2 separate regions of the Homo sapiens genome follow, and region 1 is linked to region 2. The links are chromatin loops, found by intact Hi-C in ENCODE. Cell type or tissue: prostate gland. All regions are shown on one strand. Links, peaks and the distances in the headings refer to the core of each region. The heading gives the core; the rest is flanking DNA.

Evidence for each region. Peaks named below come from ENCODE experiments on the same cell type or tissue, not always from the same donor. Only the 100,000 strongest peaks of a DNase experiment are listed, where the experiment ranks them.
Region 1: a loop joins it to region 2, with 4 times the contacts of the local background. A loop is called at or near these places in 60 of 110 quality-filtered maps.

Annotation. Positions count from the first base shown.
Region 1 is chr6:163,178,151-163,186,487 of GRCh38, forward strand. All of the region lies in intron 4 of PACRG (parkin coregulated), which reads left to right. PACRG-AS3 (PACRG antisense RNA 3) reads right to left here. Exons shown (of 4, transcript NR_122120.1): 3 at 6,675-6,768; 4 at 3,495-5,407. Among named protein-coding and RNA genes, the nearest start is that of PACRG-AS3, 9.7 kb to the right of the region's middle. RefSeq lists enhancers at 2,837-3,417, 3,047-3,341, 7,984-8,337. In prostate gland, for the core only: a CTCF peak has its summit at 3,189; a DNase peak (open chromatin) is centred at 3,221.
Region 2 is chr6:163,423,336-163,431,672 of GRCh38, forward strand. The region is part of intron 1 of QKI (QKI, KH domain containing RNA binding); the gene reads left to right. Among named protein-coding and RNA genes, the nearest start is that of QKI, 13 kb to the left of the region's middle. RefSeq lists a silencer at 1-86. In prostate gland, for the core only: a CTCF peak has its summit at 4,680; no DNase peak of the experiment used is centred there.

The DNA.
Region 1 (8,337 bases), core at 63-8,062, 250 kb before region 2:
CTGCCTGGCACCAGGGCTGCAGTCCCTTGTTGAAGTGCATGCAGAGGCAGGGTCTGGGAATGCTCATTCCCACCTTGTTGCCTCATGAGCACGCCCCATGCAATTCTGGGCACCACCCTCAGCAACAAGACTAGCTCTCAGCCACCCTCACAGCTCGGCGTGGCACGGACGTGCTGATCTTATGGTCAGAGGGACAAGGGGAAGTGCTGCGTAGACTCCAACTGGCAGGGGCGGATCTTTTGTCCTTTCCTTCTCCTTCCTGCAGCCTGGAACTCAAACGAGAAGGCCCGGGCTCCGGCAGCCACCTTTGGCTATGGAGTAATCTTGAGACACAGACACATGCAGGAAACTTTAGTATTAAAGTAGGAGAAGCCCCGTTCTTCTCTGACTTCATAGAGCCGTTGCACTTTATGGTAGCCTGGTTGCTTCCTTCTGGACTTTTTCTGACAGGAGAGAAATTAAACACCTGTCTTACCTAAGCCAGTATTATGTTGAATTTTCTGTTACATGCGGCCAAACTTAATCTTTACATTAATGCTACAACATTAATGAAACTGCTAGGAGAAGCTGCCTTGCCAGGCTCCCCGGTGGCTGCCATCACATCCAGCACCCGGTTTCTCAAACTTCCCCACACCCACCACAGAAAAGCAAGAACTAGGTACAGTATCTGGCATTCTGTAGGCACTGATGGTCATGGAATTCAGTCTCTCTGGTGTATTTTAAGTTGCCATTCAAAAATAAAGCACTCAGGTAATATAAGTGAATTTTGATTAAATTACAAGTAACAATTCCTATTCGGGTTGATAGAGCTCTTTCTTTAAAAAGGCTGAATTTTATCTCCTTTTATAGAATTAAAGTTTTTACTTTTCATTTGTGATGAGCTGAATTTTCAGGCTGATGAAATAAGTCACTGATATTTACCACACAGGACTTAATCAAAAAGAAGCTTAGGTTTCAATGGTGGGTTTCCTTTTTGGGCATGGACCGTGGTTTTATAGTGGAAAGCTTTGTAGCTTGGCTCACACTGATGTCCGCTGCTCCTCACATGTGCGTCTTATCTTGGAGGCTGGGCTCCTCCGTAGGTTCTCCTGCCAACAAGCGAGACAGAAAGGAGGCGGCAGCTGGGGGAACTCAGCCTTCCTTCCCACCACACCTGCACCTTGCTGAGCCACTGCTCCCAAGACGAGGCACAGAATTCCCAGAGCAGCCTGGCTTCAACCTACTCATTTGGTGTTCTTTAAATTAAAAAAAAAAAAAAAAAACTTCTGGCAAATCGTGGTGGCTCACGCTTGTAATCCCAACACTTTGGGAGGCTGATGAAGGTGGATTGCTTCAGCCCGGGAAGGAGTTCCAGGCCAGCCTGGGCAACATGGTGAAACCCTGTCTCTATAAAAGAAATTCAAAAGTAATCCAGGTGTGTTGGCACGTGCCTGTAGTCCCTGCTACTCGGGAGGCCGAGATGGGAGAATCAGATATCTGAGCCTGGCAGTTTGATGCTGCAGTGAGCCAGATTGTGCCACTGCACTCCAGCCGGAGCAAGAGAGCAAGATCTGTCTCAAAAAAAAAAAAAAAAAATTTTCTTACATCACTAGTTTTCTTGCATGGCCTATGAGTTCCCATCCACTCTGTAAGCCTTTATAAGTGTTATGGTGGGATCCAAGTATAAGCTCTGAGTTACTGTCTCATTCTCCCCCGTTCACTTACAGATGACATTCTCGCAGACCAGACCAGCAAGTCTCCTTGCCCGAGGCCACACAGGCAGGAACCGCCAGGCACCCCGTCCAGTGTCCCAGCCGAGCCCTCCTGGGAGGTTCCTGTGTGCTGGACACATGCCTGGCTGGCTATTACCTGTGTAGTTTATCCAGTGGTTACACTGACTTGAAGTGGTCTTTCTGAAGACGACATTGACTTTGAAATTACTTGCATTATCCAGTGATCAGCTCTGGTCATTGTGATCCTTTCCAAGCCATACATAATTTTGGGTTTTGCTGTGGCTGCTGACCAGCATCTCTGTTTAAGAGACTGAGCTTTGTGCTAGAGATTCTGGTTTTGATGCATTTCCTAGGCACGCCCACTTCTCCAGTAGAAAGCCAGGAGTGAGTCCCTCACCGAGCTGATCCTTGTGAAGATGAACAGTTCTCTCCATTTGTGTTTAGTGACAAGTATGTTCGTTAAAATATCACGAAGCCTTCACAAGATGTTCTACTAACTAGTTCGAGACACAGCTTGTATACTGTGCACTGAATGAGTTTGCATAGGTTGTTACATAGATTATCATACACCTATAATAAATAGAGTATGGAAAACACTGCTAAAAAGTTTCAATGAGGACCAGGTGCAGTGGCTCACACTTGTCATCCCAGCACTTCGGGAGGCTGAGGCAGGAGGATCGCTTGAGCCCAGGAATTCAAGGCTGCAGTGAGCTATGATTACGCCACTGTACTCTAGCCTGGGCAACAGTGATACTCTGTCTCAAAAAAAATAAAAATAAAAATTCATTGAGTTTAAGAGGGGTTTTTTGTATGGTTACAAAAAAAAAGCAGTTTAATTCCTTTACTCTTATGAGCCACTTATTTGGTTCTTCAAACATGTAGAGGCCAAAAAGGCACTGTTTCTTTAGGTTAAAAAAATGGGCAAAAAATCTGATTTTATGTTTCTTTTCTCAAAAATTATTCACTAATTATTAACAGCAAACGCTGCGTCTCCTGGAGTCACCAGGCACCGAGCGTTGTGTGTGTTTCACCCGCTTGGCGTTTTCATTCTCATTTCATGTATTTGAAAGCTGGGGCTCCGTACAGTTATGACATTGACCCAGAGTCACTCAGATTGCAAATGACAGAGCCAGGGTGTGAACCCAGATAGGTCAACCTCAGCCTGAGTGTCTCTAACTCTTCAGGTTAACAGCCTTCTCCGGATACCAAAGCAGCACTAAACCATCTATTCAGCTGTGCGGGCACCTGTGTGGGATAGAAGGGGCTGAGGGATCCTGCTGCCACATTGATAACTATCGCTGGAACCAGGGTCTGAAACCGAGTCAGACTGACCCTGAAACCTACTTGCCTGACCATTTTACTCCCATACCTCGGGCTATCTTGCAAAGGAAGGGTTAAAGAATACGTGATGCAACCTCCTGAAACAGGCAGCCTAGGAACTTTGACCCACACACTCAGCCCCGATCTCTGTGGCCACCTCTGTGATACAGACGGCCGCTTGGGGACAGCAGAGGCTCAGGGGCAGTGAAAAGCAGTGCCGGGGCTGGAGATGAAAGAGCCAATTCTCCATTCTTCTGTGAGTCCCCGGAGATGAACACTGTGAACTTGTTCCCAGTCTCTGTGTCTCGTGCCAGCGGCCCTCCCCTCCCCCTTCCAAGGACAAGTCCACCCCCAGAGGATTTGCCCCTGGAAATGGGTCCTCATGGACAGGGGAGAATCAGAGATTATTTGCTTGAGGTGGCAAAAAAAAAAAAAAAAAAAAAAAAAAATACAGACACATCTCCGGCCAACCCTTTTTATAGATGTATTTTTGTTTTTTACAAACCAAATAGCAGAGGTTGATTATTAGTACAGTAGTTTGGGGTTTTTTCTCATCATTAACCACTTAGTTACTATAAATGTGTTTTAACTCACGGGGAAAAAGTCCAGCATACCGTAAAACCTGAGTCCCACCCAGCCAGCTCGGAATGGAAGGCTTCCAAGGCCCGGGAGGCGCGCTCTGTCAAGTTGCTGATTCGGGAGATAGCAGTGAATCGGGGTTCCACCACGCCCCCAGAATACTATTCACAGCAGCTTTGTCATTGACCGTTCTCCCTTTTGGACGAGATCTGAAACAAAGCTTCCAATCACTTCCGATCCTAATAGCGTTACCTCTCTTAGGTAGGGTGTAAGGATTCTTAGTCAAATTTCAACTCAAGTAGGTTACCTAGGAACATTCTTAGGGCTTAACCTACTTAGTTCTTCTTGCGGTTTCAGTTGAAAGTGATAGACTCTTCCAGGCTCTTTGTGTTCCACGGTCCGGTGGTGAAATCACTGCTATCTCTCCCTCCTTAGAGAGCCCACTGCTTCCCACCAATGAGTTAAGTAGTTTTTCTTGCCCATTTCTGCAAATTTGTGTTCATAAAATCAGTTGATGGATGAAAGTTACTGAAGAAATTGCTAACAATTTCGAGGCTTTCCTTAAATTGATAGTTTGTTTTACTTTATTCTAGTTCTCAGTGGAAACAAAAGGCAAGAATGATCTTTGGAATGTTCTGTTTACAAAATCAACCCAAACAAGATATAGATGAGACTCATTGTCTTCCTCCAGAATAACAATCGCCTTTAATTTCTGTGCTGCTGAAACAGTCACAAGAGTCATGATAGATCCAGAAAGAGACCCTTGGTGCTTCATGTGGTATCTTTCTTTAGTACGGGTCTCTTTTACATTCAGCAGGTTTCATTAGAAAAAAGAATTTCAAAGTATTTCATTAACAAAATTGAGAAAATGCGTATTTAAACATTGACATCCTTATGAAAGAGTAATTTCTTACATAAATGTAGCATTTTCACCTATGTTACCTCATTTAATCTTCAGAACTAATCTTAAGTTGCAATTTCACAATTTTATAGACAAGGAAATGGAAACTCATAGATGTTAATTCACTCGTTCCGGGCCACGGAGGTGTACTTTTTAGAGCATAGTCTTATTTAATGGTCTTGACTCTAAGTCCAAAACAGAAGCCTCCACTTTGCTGAGCACCAAAAGATCGGGAGATGAGTCAGTGTGTGAGTCCCAAGAGGAAGAGAATCTGCGGGTCCTTAGCAGTTAAGGAAGCGTCATGAAACATTTCTTGAAGAATGGATAGGATTTAAATAGTTTAGAAGATGCAGTCTTGAAACTATGTGGGTGATCCAGGTTGCATGAGCAACAAATATTTGTTGGACAATTGAAGAGTGAATGAATGAGGACGGAGGGTGTCTGAGATCAGGAAAATGATCTGGGAAGGTATGAAGGCAAACATTCCCACGACGTGTTCGGGGAACCGTGAGTAGGAGCCACTGGCTCTAAGAGAGTGTCCCTCTGGACAAGTAGAGAGAGATGGACTGCCATGGGTGCTCTGGGGGCTCGAAGGGCATGGAAGGGCATGGAAGGCCAGGCTAAAAAGTGTTGATTTTGCCTTACAGATTAGGTCAGGTCTTCATTGCTTTTGACTAAGGAACTTTATCCTGAAGACAAGATCATGGGAAATCATTGACAACTTGTAGGACATGATATGACCAAACTCAGTGTTTTAGGAAGATGAGCAGGGAGTGAAGCACAAAACAGATGAAGAGTGTGTGTTGACTCTGGTTTTAGGAACTCACCCTGTGCCTCTCTAAAGCTTCTGTCAGCTCTTCCCATCAGTGGGAAGCAGATTTAGAGGCCAAGCTGCCTAGAAGACATAGGGTTAAAGAAAAAAAAAAGGAAGAAAAAGAAATGCACCTTTAAAATTTCCCAACCTTGATTTATACCTACAGAGATGTATGTGTGGTCACTCCTTTTATTAGGGTTTTTAAGCTAATCAGTAGGCTTGACTAAAGAATTGTAAAACTTTCACTACAAGAAAAATTAAAAGAAGTCATTTCCTGTATCTAAAATGATCACGTATACTTCTGAAATTAGGAAAACGCAGGCCAATGATAAAAATATAACTGTAACGAAACTGTAGGTTTTTTACTGATTGTATTACACAATATTTCCTTTTGGATTCTTAATACAAAGCAATGCAACACTGGTTTGGTTTAAAATAAAATATGGAGAGATTCTTGTTCTGTAGGAAGCTCATCACTCTAATGGGTGTCTTACTCACTGGAACAGTATTTTGGCTGTACTGGAGCACATCGAAAGGAATGAGATTTAGCTTTGCCAAACTTCCACTGTGAAAGAGTTTGCTACAACAGTGTTTTATTTTATTCTTATTGAACTTCAGCCAGTTGAAAATAGAATCTCCTCACCATCCTTTTAAATTAGCCTTAAGCTGCAGATAAAAGACAAAAATCAATGTGCAAATTTAGCTCCTTGTGCTCGGTTCCTTAAGAAATTTACCCCAGTGCTAATATGCAGGATGCATAGATAATAGAACATAGAGTAACTGGAAGTTTTAAAGTAGCATTTCTTGTTCAGTTTAGGTCTACTTAAGAGTCTGGTAAATCCTGTACATAAATTGTTTCTTTAATGCTACATTAAAGACAGTGCATCTCTTTATACTGTCCATACTAGCTCAGTAACACTGCCCCTGATAACATTTCATGTGGCCATGACAAATTATGGTGAAATTTTCAGTGTCCAATTGGAATGGAAATTGCTAGAAAAAAGCGGTGCCTAAATAATGGTGCAATTCTATTTATTCCATTTCACTAAGAATTACTAAGGGCTTCGAAAACCCAAATCGAAAAAGGAAGCACATAAACAATGTTCGTATTGGCCATACTAGCTTGAATGTCTCTAATTGTTCTAAGTGGTACAGGTGCTATGAGCTCCTAAGAATATCCCTGTGTTTGAGAGGAGTTAACTCAGAGCCTTGGGTTGCTTGCTGTCCTGCCGCACTGCACGAGAAAGGTTAGCAACATAAAGAAATGCAACTTTGCCTACTTCAGGCATTAATATAAAGAAACCTACGTACAGGCACCCAGAGACACAAAAAGAGAGAGAAAGCTCACCATTCTTGAAAAAGGCAGTTCTGCAGGCTCCACAAACAAGTACACCAGTGAATGGGAATGATAAGAGGAGAACAATTTGGTTACATTCAGAGACCTGGTGGGCAAATGGAAATGGGACAAGCAGTAGAAATTAGGCCAGATCATGGAAGATTTGTTTTGTTTTGTTTTCATGGCATGATACCTGCAAGGCCAGGAAGGCTGAAGCCAGAACACCAATGCAATTAATTAGCAGAAACCAAAAAGTAATTAATTTAGCACACCACCATATAGGGCAGAAGCAAATACTGCTGTTTGTAGCCAGGGATGGGGAAAGGATCTAACCACACTCCAGGCACCTCTGCACATGGCACCACAGAGAGAAAGATGGAGGAGGAGTGCAGCCGTACGCTGGGAGTCATCACAATTGTTTTTTTACCGATAAAAGCAAGTGGGAACAATTGGCCAAAACAAGCCTGGATTGTAGTAGAAAATTAAGCTAAGAAAGAAAGATCAGGGGACATTGTGATAAAACAATCCACGTAATTTCTATAACATGGATCCAGCTTAATAAGATGTCCTGAAGTTCAGCATGAGTAAAGTTCCAGGACAGTTCAGGGTTGTCATAGGAAATCTACATTTTTCAAATTAACAGGACTTAAAGATGTTACTGTTACTTCAACACTTGGTAAATTTCACTGCAAATATATAAGCCATTTTAAAGGAAAGTATTAGATAATCAAAGAATTCGTTAAGAAAAAGAACAAATTGAGTGCCCACAATATAAATGGTGGCCCTGCTGCAGATTAGTTCCCGATGCCTGAGATAAGATGCTGGAGGAAATCGCGGCATCATCAATTTAATCCCACACAAAATGCAAGCGACCACCTTAGCTTAGTTGCAGTTGTGGTGGGCATGAACTTCACAGGGGCATAATTGAAGGCCAAAATTAAATGCTCTTTATTTCTCTGTATCTCCGTGTAATGTCCTGATCCTGAGCCCCAGACTGCCTCATGGGTCCAGTAGGGATGCCTCTCAGCAGGTTGTGCATCGGGAGAATTTTGCTGCATTGAGCTCCAGAGCTGCTTCCCTGTGTCTCCTCTCCCACTGCTGACCCCACCCCCATCTACTCTAAGCCCCAGCAAATCACCCCAGCACTCCCAGGCAGTGAGTGGGGGAGGGCGTGCCCCCTCCTCTCTCTGTTTTGGTCCAGCCTATATGTCACAGGGCTTCTTTAAACAGTGACTGGGCCTTTCTGCTGGCCTTCACTTAACTCTCAGCTCAGCTTGCAGGCACCCTCTGAGACGCAGGCACTGCCCCCTTATAGAATCTGCATAGTGGGCTGCCTAGCCAGGGGGCTTCGTTGTGTGGCCTTTTCTCTGGCAGGCTTTCAGATTTCCCCCTTCCCCCAAGAATGGAGCCAAGGGGTGGACCCCAACATAGCCTGCTGGCTGCAAAGCTGCACACGCCTGGAGAGCTGCTGTCCAATGGCAAATGGAAGCAACATTCTCATTGTCTCCACTCTCAGACACCCTCAGATTACTGAGGGAATTCTCTCGTGTGCCCCCTTCAACACACAGGCAGACACAGATACACACACACAGACACAGACACACACACACACGCAGACACAGACACACACACACAGACTACTTGTCATTCTAAACTTGCCACCTCTGTCCTCAGC
Region 2 (8,337 bases), core at 149-8,148:
AGTTTTACAGGGTCTCAAACTTACTTTGCAGATTATATCAGAGAATTGTGTTTTAGAGCTGCAGGGGACCTGAGAGTTGGGAGTATATGTTCATTTCATAGGTGCAAAGACAAGTGGGCAGCAGAGCTAGAGCAAGACACTCACTTCTGCCCTCTGTTCCATTTTGTGGCGTGCCTCTCCACAAGGGGAACTGGAGGGAAAAACCTGGAATATTTCCATATGCTAAAAATCTGCTGCTGTTGCCTCAAGTTGTGAAGGTAAAGAAGACAAACCAAATGATTTTTTGCTAATTCTGTGATATGCTGGTTTTGAACAAATGATGGTCAGATTCTTAGAACTAGAATTTATTTTTAACGATAACTTTCTAATTAAGAGGCTAAAAGTGAGAAAGCCATTTTTAGAGGATTTCAGCTCATTCACTTCTTTGTAAGCAAAGGCTAGAGCCTCAGTTTTTTGAATAATGTAAAAATTGTTGCTGCTATTATTTTTACTACTCAAGAGGAAACATTTTTGGCTGGGTGATTTAATAGAGAAGTATGCTATTGCTAAGTGATTCAAGTTAGGAATGTATACTTGTATCAGTTTTAGATCAGCCTGGGGTAAACAGCCCAATGATATATCAGGTAGATAACTGAAGAGTGACACCCAGGAGGTGGATGGTTATGAATTGAATGGAAACGGTGCTGCACCAGATAGCCACCAGGTAGCTACTATATCGTATTCCTGATGCCAGCATCTGGGGGATGATTGCTCATTTCAAATAATTCAAACAAATTAAATGTAAGCCACAGTTCTTTGCTATGTTACAGCAATTATATCCCTTTGATACAGTTGTTACATGGCAGGTGAATACATTTTTTTAAGAAAAAAAAATTTCAAACTGGGATCAAAAAAATTACCCTGAAACCGCATCTAATTGTCTATTGTCGCTGATTCCACCGTGGTTGCAGTGATGCCATTATCATGAGAGTATTCAAGTTTTAACTCTGTATGTGTGTGCCTGCACATGCGTGAGCCAGCATAAAGATGAAATGAATTTATGTTTTTGTGCATATGCTAATGAGACCCTGTGATGAAGTGGTAAGCATTCTTGTACTATAGACCTGGGATCTAATCATGACTCCGCAATTAACTGGTTTGGTGATCTTGGGTGAGATAACTAATGTCTCTGAACCTCAAGCTTCTTCATCTGTGAATGAAATTATCAACTGCCCTGCCAACCTCAAATCCAAATACTCTGAAGTTGATGGGTATTCAGAAGAGCCTCTCATACTATAAAGTAGCAGCATCACTGCTTGGTTTTTAATTTTTTTTTTTTTTTTAATTTTGTGTGAGTCTTTCTCTGTTGCCAAAGCACTGGATCTTGGCTCACTGCAACCTCTGTCTCCCAGGTTCAAGTGATTCTCCTGCCTCAGCCTCCCGAGTAGCTGGGATTACAGGCGTGCACCTCCACACCCGGCTAATTGCTGTATTTTAGTAGAGACAGGGTTTCACCATGTTAGCCAGGCTGGTCTCCAACTCCTGACCTCAGGTAATATGCCTGCCTCAGCCTCCCAAAGTTCTGGGATTACAGGTGTTAGCCACTGCCCCCGGCCTGCGTCATCTGCTTTCTATCAACATTTTAAAATCGCTTATGATAGGATAAACAATTAAATAAGCAAAACAGCTTTTAGAGAATGAGAAAAGAAAAAGAAAGATGATGTATCCATGTAGGTTCAGCTAGTTTTTATGTGCATGAGAGTCACTACTAACATTCTGGTAGTTTAGAGGATGTCACTTTGAGCTGAACTATCTAGTTATGTTTATTTGAGAAGTGGAACCTGAGTTGATATTAACAGCTGGTATGATTTAATGAGGTGAATGGGAAGGTGGAGGATGTTCCAGGAGAAGGGAAGGTGCAGCATTGCCAGCACCATGGTGATGGGCAAGGCTTAGGAAATAGGTACGGATTTAGTTAGTTGGAATGGCAAATGCATAGATAGAAGTAGTGGGAATAGATAGAGACTACAGAAAGCAGACCAGGTTAGGGCTAGATTGTGGTGGGCCTTGAAGGCCAGAATACATAGTCTGAATTTTATTCTGAAGGTTGTAGGGAATCTTTAAGGCTTGGATTATTTGGGGGTGTCAGAATGAACTCTTTGTGCATAAACTGAGAATGTATACAATATATATGGGTTTAAAGTAGACATTGGATGAAGTGTGAAGAGTCAAACTATTATATACGTGGCTAACCCTTTAGGAAAATTTTTTGAGTAGTGATATTTTCTCAAAATAGTATTAATAAAAATATTTATATTGAGTTTTCTGTATTTTAAACTCCTTAAAGATTTTTTAAATTTTGTTTTAACTAGAAACAAGTCTTTGTTTTCCTTACCTACAGGTTAGTGTATTCATCCTGAAGGATTGAGAACATGTGGGGCTCATTTGTTTAGCTGTCAGAGCCCAATTTTTAGTTAGAGAATTGAGCTTTTATTTCTATATGAGCTAAAGACAATTGAAGAGACTCTTGGAGAAAATCTTAGGAATTCTTGAATTAATTTGCCTTGAAGAAAATTTTGTCCCAATTTCAGAGATCCTTTAAATATGTTTTACCAAGTTTGATGCGGGCTTTTAAAATTTAATTGTATTAATTTTTGTGTTTATTTTAGGTAAATGAGAGATATCTTGACATTCTATCCCTAGAGAGATACATATTTGTGTATCTTTAAAAGTTAACACTTCCTTACATAGTGACATTACACTGAGCAAGATGGATTAATCCTACAGATAACGTAATAACCAGTCCATATTCAGATTTCTGTAGTGGATCCCCTGATATTCTTTATAGCTGGATTGTTCAAACCAGAATCTTACTCAATACTGCTCATTAAATCTGGTTGTTACGCCTTTTTAAATCTAGAACCATCTCTTTTTTTTTTTTTTTCAAATGACATTGATTTAACTTGTTCAGGGCTTGTTCCTTTATGCCCTGTGTATCTATTAACATTGGAAGCTAGTTCTAAAGTAGGTTCAAGAATAGCATCTTCCACTGGAGTACTTCATAGGTGCTGCTGTGTACTTTGTTATCTTACATCAGGAGGCACAGTAACTGGCTCTGCCATCAGATAAGGAAAGATTGATACCTGGATTAGAGTGGTGATAGATGGATCCTTGTACTTTAAAGGTAGTTTTTTTTGTTTTGTTTTGTTTTGTTTCCCCACTTGGAACCAGAAGGTGCCCCATCGACCAAAGGTGCCCCGTCAACATTCACACCTGGTTTTGACCAGTTTTTTGCCTGAATCAGTTTCATCAGAGCTTGCACCATGATGATACTTTAATTCTGCCATTCTTTCTGCAATTACTTGGCATCCTTTGAAAGGTACAGCTTTCTGACCCCAACACGGAAATACATTGCGATTTTGAAGTGAGTTTCTAATGGGGCAAGCCAGATATATGCTGCTGCTTATTATTACTTGGTTCTCAAAGTAAAGTGTTGGTTTGCTAGTTGCTTCAAATGGAGACCAATGAATTTTTTCTCTCTTTTCTAATCATCTTTGTAGACTCATGGATTTCATAGATTCAATGTACTTAAGTCAACTATAATTAATTTTGATGTTAAAATTATTACAACTTTAGCCATTGATAATTAAACTGGCTCCTGTGTCTGTTGAACTGCTGCTTGCTTTCTGGGGCACAAGGCTTCCCTTGTGCCTTGTCTGCCTTGCCTGTTCTGGAGCTACACTTGGCCATTTCTCCAATAGGAATGGTATGAAATACTTGAATTTAGGTGTTAAACATGTTCATTACTCTCAGGATGTGATTACTTCTGAGCCATTTTCTATGGACAGTATTGACTTTAAAATTCATTCATTCATTTTTATATTTTCAATTCAATTTTTTAACGTTACTGTTAATTTTATACTCGTACCTTTTTTTTTTTTTTTTTTTTTTGCTGGCCACAGCTAAACTAATGTTGTTCTTGATGGTGACATACTTATTTGCTTTATTCTACAATATTAAGGAAAATACTTTCAAAATAACAAAATTAATAATATTACTAATAGCAGTAAAACTATCTTTAAAATTTTTAAATTTGTTTTAGACATGTTACCAATAATATAGCCAGTGACCCATTTTTCTGGTTGATGACAATTATTTTCCTTTTTTGGTGGGGGGGTCCTCATTCTGTGTATACTAAGTTTTAATTTCTACTGAATCTTGTTTTTGACTTTTTGATGCTGTCATTTATTAGCTGTGTTCTTTTGTTGTACTTACTGCTTCTATTAGCTTTTACCTTATGCTCAGCAGACATGGAAAATACACATATATTTTAATGTCAGGTGCGTGCGTGTGTGTGCCTGCATGTGTGTGCGCGCGTGTGTGTGTGATGGCAATATGATCCAGAAAGATAACTTACAAGGAGATGGTTGTTTATACTAGTGCTTTGTATCTTAAGCACGAAGGGTAGGGAAAAAAGAATATGACAGGCAAAATGTTTCAATTTAGTGAATTCTTCTGAATAATATCAGTAAAAATATATATAGATCTTTAAAGCTTTTAAAGTCATATGAAGTAGGGGAAACCTCATAGGTAGAAAGTAAGTCTTAAAATTGTATTTCTTAGTAGTTGCAAAATCTCTAGTGCAAACTTGTTGTCATTAAGAACTTTTAGTAGTAAGGAACTTATGTTCCAGCAGATGGGGATGTTAGTACACAAAAGAGAGCACTCAGTGATTAAAATGTGTTGAGAAATAACCCTTTTGCCAGAATAGGAAAATGTTCTCCTTTAAATTGTAAGGGAAGAGTTGCTCAGGAATGTGACAAATAACAGTTACCTAATTGAGTATTTTCATTGGCATGTGAAAAAGTTGTCATAGTTCTTTAAAGAACTTGTCTTTTTAAGAGACTATATGTTGGTATGTTGACCATATTAAATGTAACTAGTTTAGTACATCAGATTGATTGCAGCTATTTTCTGAAATAGTTTCTGCCTTTACAACTCAGTTGTTTGAAGGGTTTTTGTTTTGGTGGGTGACTGAGTCACATATATTGAGAGGTATCCTGTTTGTACGTTTTCTTTGTAATTATAAAGTCTTTAGGCAGTTTATTTCTGTTTATTAAAATAAATCAGAAGAAAATGTGTCATAGTTTACTATATGTTATATGAAGAGAAAGTTCTTTTGGGGATCATAGTTTTATCATAGTAATAAAAAATTATCAGCAGTAAAAAAGATAGTCTTATCTCACTTTTATTATAGTTTATAGCATTACGACATACTGTTAGCTTTTTTAGTAGGTAAATACTACATAGATTGCTTTAACATATGCTTTGCAATTGTTGAAATACTGCTCATTTAAGTTCCTTCTTAGATGTGATTCAGAAGTGTACTTTAATGTATTTAAGTTATATTTTCCTAGTTCAGTTATATTGAGCTTTTTTTTTTTTTAAACTGTCAAGGCAATTTAAAATACTCTTGCCTTCAGTGACTTGAAATTGAACTCTGCACAGGAGAGAAGAATATGTCTTGTTTCTATATAGAGAACCAAGGAGGAAGAGATTGACTTTGCCACCTTTGTAACTGATAATAACTTGCATTTTAGTCCCTGCTCCCCAGCCCCACTTTTTTCCTTTTCTGTTATTCCTAAAATGTAGAGAATTGGAGATCGATCCACAGATTTTCAGTTCATCTTTGGCAGTAGCATGGTTTGTAACTTTTTTCATTCCTGGAAGAAGCAGTGGTGAGGGCACAGAGATAGCGTAGCACATTGTCTTTGAACCTTAATGGGAATTACTTCTTTTCAGGGAAATATAGCAATGGCCAATTTTGTCTATACATTTTAAGATTGTTTCTTATAGTTGTTAGAGATTTTATGAGAAGCTTGAATTTCTTTCAGTAATCCTAAAGAACTGTTATAAAGAACTTATTTATCAGAAGAAATATTCCTTATTGGGAAAAACTAAAATATATCAATTAAAAAGTTAAAAGTACTCATCATGCACTGATAGCTGCTCTTAATGTTTCCTTGTAGTCCCCCCCCACCAGTGTTTATGGATGTAGCAAAATTGGAATTACGGTTTTTAAAAAAAATTATATCATGAGCAAAATTTTTCCTTGCCATTTCATATTCTTTGCAAATATAATGTTTATAGTAATATATTTCATGCTGTCGAGGTATATTATAATTTACTTAACTAATCTGTTGGACTTGCCACTTTGCTTTCAGGAAATGTGTGTAATGATAGCATTAAGTGGCTTTAGAAGTTACTTTTTTAAAAGCCTTAAGTTACAAAATACTGTAACTGGGAATTATGAATACCAAACTCTTATTTTTGCAATGCAGTTAATCTGAAATAAGCATTTTATGTTGCATTGCAGTAGAAACTGGTTGTTAGGATGCAACGTGATTTTCGAATAATGTCAGAGTTGCATATTTCATGTATTAGTTTTTAGTGACTTAACATACTTAATTGAAACTTTTCATTCTATTCTAGGCTGTTTGGTTGTATGCTATTAATATGTGTGCGATGTTATGAGGGACACACTAAAGCTTCAAATTCATTCCTTCAAGTTATCTCAGTAGTTGGAAAGAATATGAAAATAAGAGTAACAAAGGAAATAGAAACATACCAAGAAGACTAAAGACTGGTGCTAAAGAGGGTGTTTTTGGCTGAGGAGGCTATGGAATGTTTCAGGAGAGGAGGTAAAATTTCATCTGGCTCTTAAAGGACAGGTAGGATTGAAGTGGAGAACAGGTAAGGGAGTGGCGTTCTAGACACAGGGAACGGTGTTCTTGAATGTGGGAACATTCTGAGTAGGAAGGTGTAAATAATTCTCTATTAGAGAGAGCTTTTTATACCTTTGGTCTTAGCTTTTTCCTTTATCTGCCTCCATATTTCTGTTTTTAGTCCAGATTTTCTTATCTCTATCCTGTACAGGCATTACATTATAGAGTGATATATTAATGTGGTAGATTGCTGTGATTGCTGCTGTCCTTCTCTTCCCTTCATTTTCAGATGTTCTTTTTTCTTGACTTTGACTCTCTTTAGGTTTTTGGAGAAGAGGGGTATCTTACTGCCTAACTTTTAATTTTAACTATTGTTTATCTGTATGCTTAATTTGGCTTTTTATTTTTTTTGTTTTCCTAGTGCATTTGGATTTTACTTAGCTTTTATTATGAAGCCATGTGTTTCAGTTTTTTTCTGTATGTGTAGGTGATTGGGCTTATGAATTGATCAGGAGCATGGAGGAATAGGTACATCTGGATTAGCGAGTGTGTGAATTCTTGAGCTGATGGGCCTAAGCTCTAAAGGATAGATTAGTTGTCAGCATATTCTGGTCTAGATAGTATGGCATAGTTTTTACCAGTATGCTTTCTTTTCCCCATCTTCCCAGTTTGCTTTTTACTCTAATGGCTTGAAAAAGTATAGGTTAGGTTGGAAGTGAGAGAACAAAAATCTGCTAATTTAACTCTGAACAAGGAAGGCTTTAGGCTGATGTTTGAAAAGTGTGTTCCATGGAATACTGGTCTCCTGAGGTAGTCTGAGAAAAGAAGGGTCCTGTAGTCCAGGAAGTTCTGCATACTCCTTTTGTGAATTCAGGATGTGTTGCCATATTAAGTCTCCAGGATTTGCAGTCAAGAAAGTTAACTTGGTTTAACTGAGCATTTTCTGAAATTACTTGGTTAAGGAAATACGGTTTTTCTTTCTTTTATTCTTGGTACTAGTTCTGAGGATATGTTAAGGGAAATTTTAGGGGATTGTTAAAGATCTGTGGATCCTTGGGTGGAGGCAGGTTTAAACAATAATTGTTTGGGAATCTTAATTTTGAATGAGAGTGCTGGCTCAAGTCAAATCAAAGTACCCCTTGGAAAAAAAAAAGTTATATTATTCCACTTAGGTTGGGCTTCAGGTTTCAATTGAAAGGAAGCAAGAAAACTGTCCTTGTCTGGCTTTCATTAAATAACAATTCAGTCAAATGATTTCAGTAATGAATTTTGTCTAACTCAAATGCATTTGTTATTTAAATAAAAATTAAGATGTGCTGTTTTTTAAAAATGTAATTCTCTAAATAAAAAAAATTAACATAGAATCCTGCCAGCTTAAACATCAAACTGAAACTTACTTTAAAATAGGTATATACAGAGAAATATGCTCATGTTGTAACTCATGCCTGGTTTACATCTACATTTTTTAAATTTGGGAATGACTGAATTGTGAGGTGAAGAGGAATTAGTAAATTTTGGAAAGAAAAATACTTATCTTTGTTAGGTCATTTAAACAAACATTAAGATGCAATTTTGTGAGATCTGTCAGTAACACCGGTTGTTTTCTGTGAACTTAGATTTTAATCTATTAATA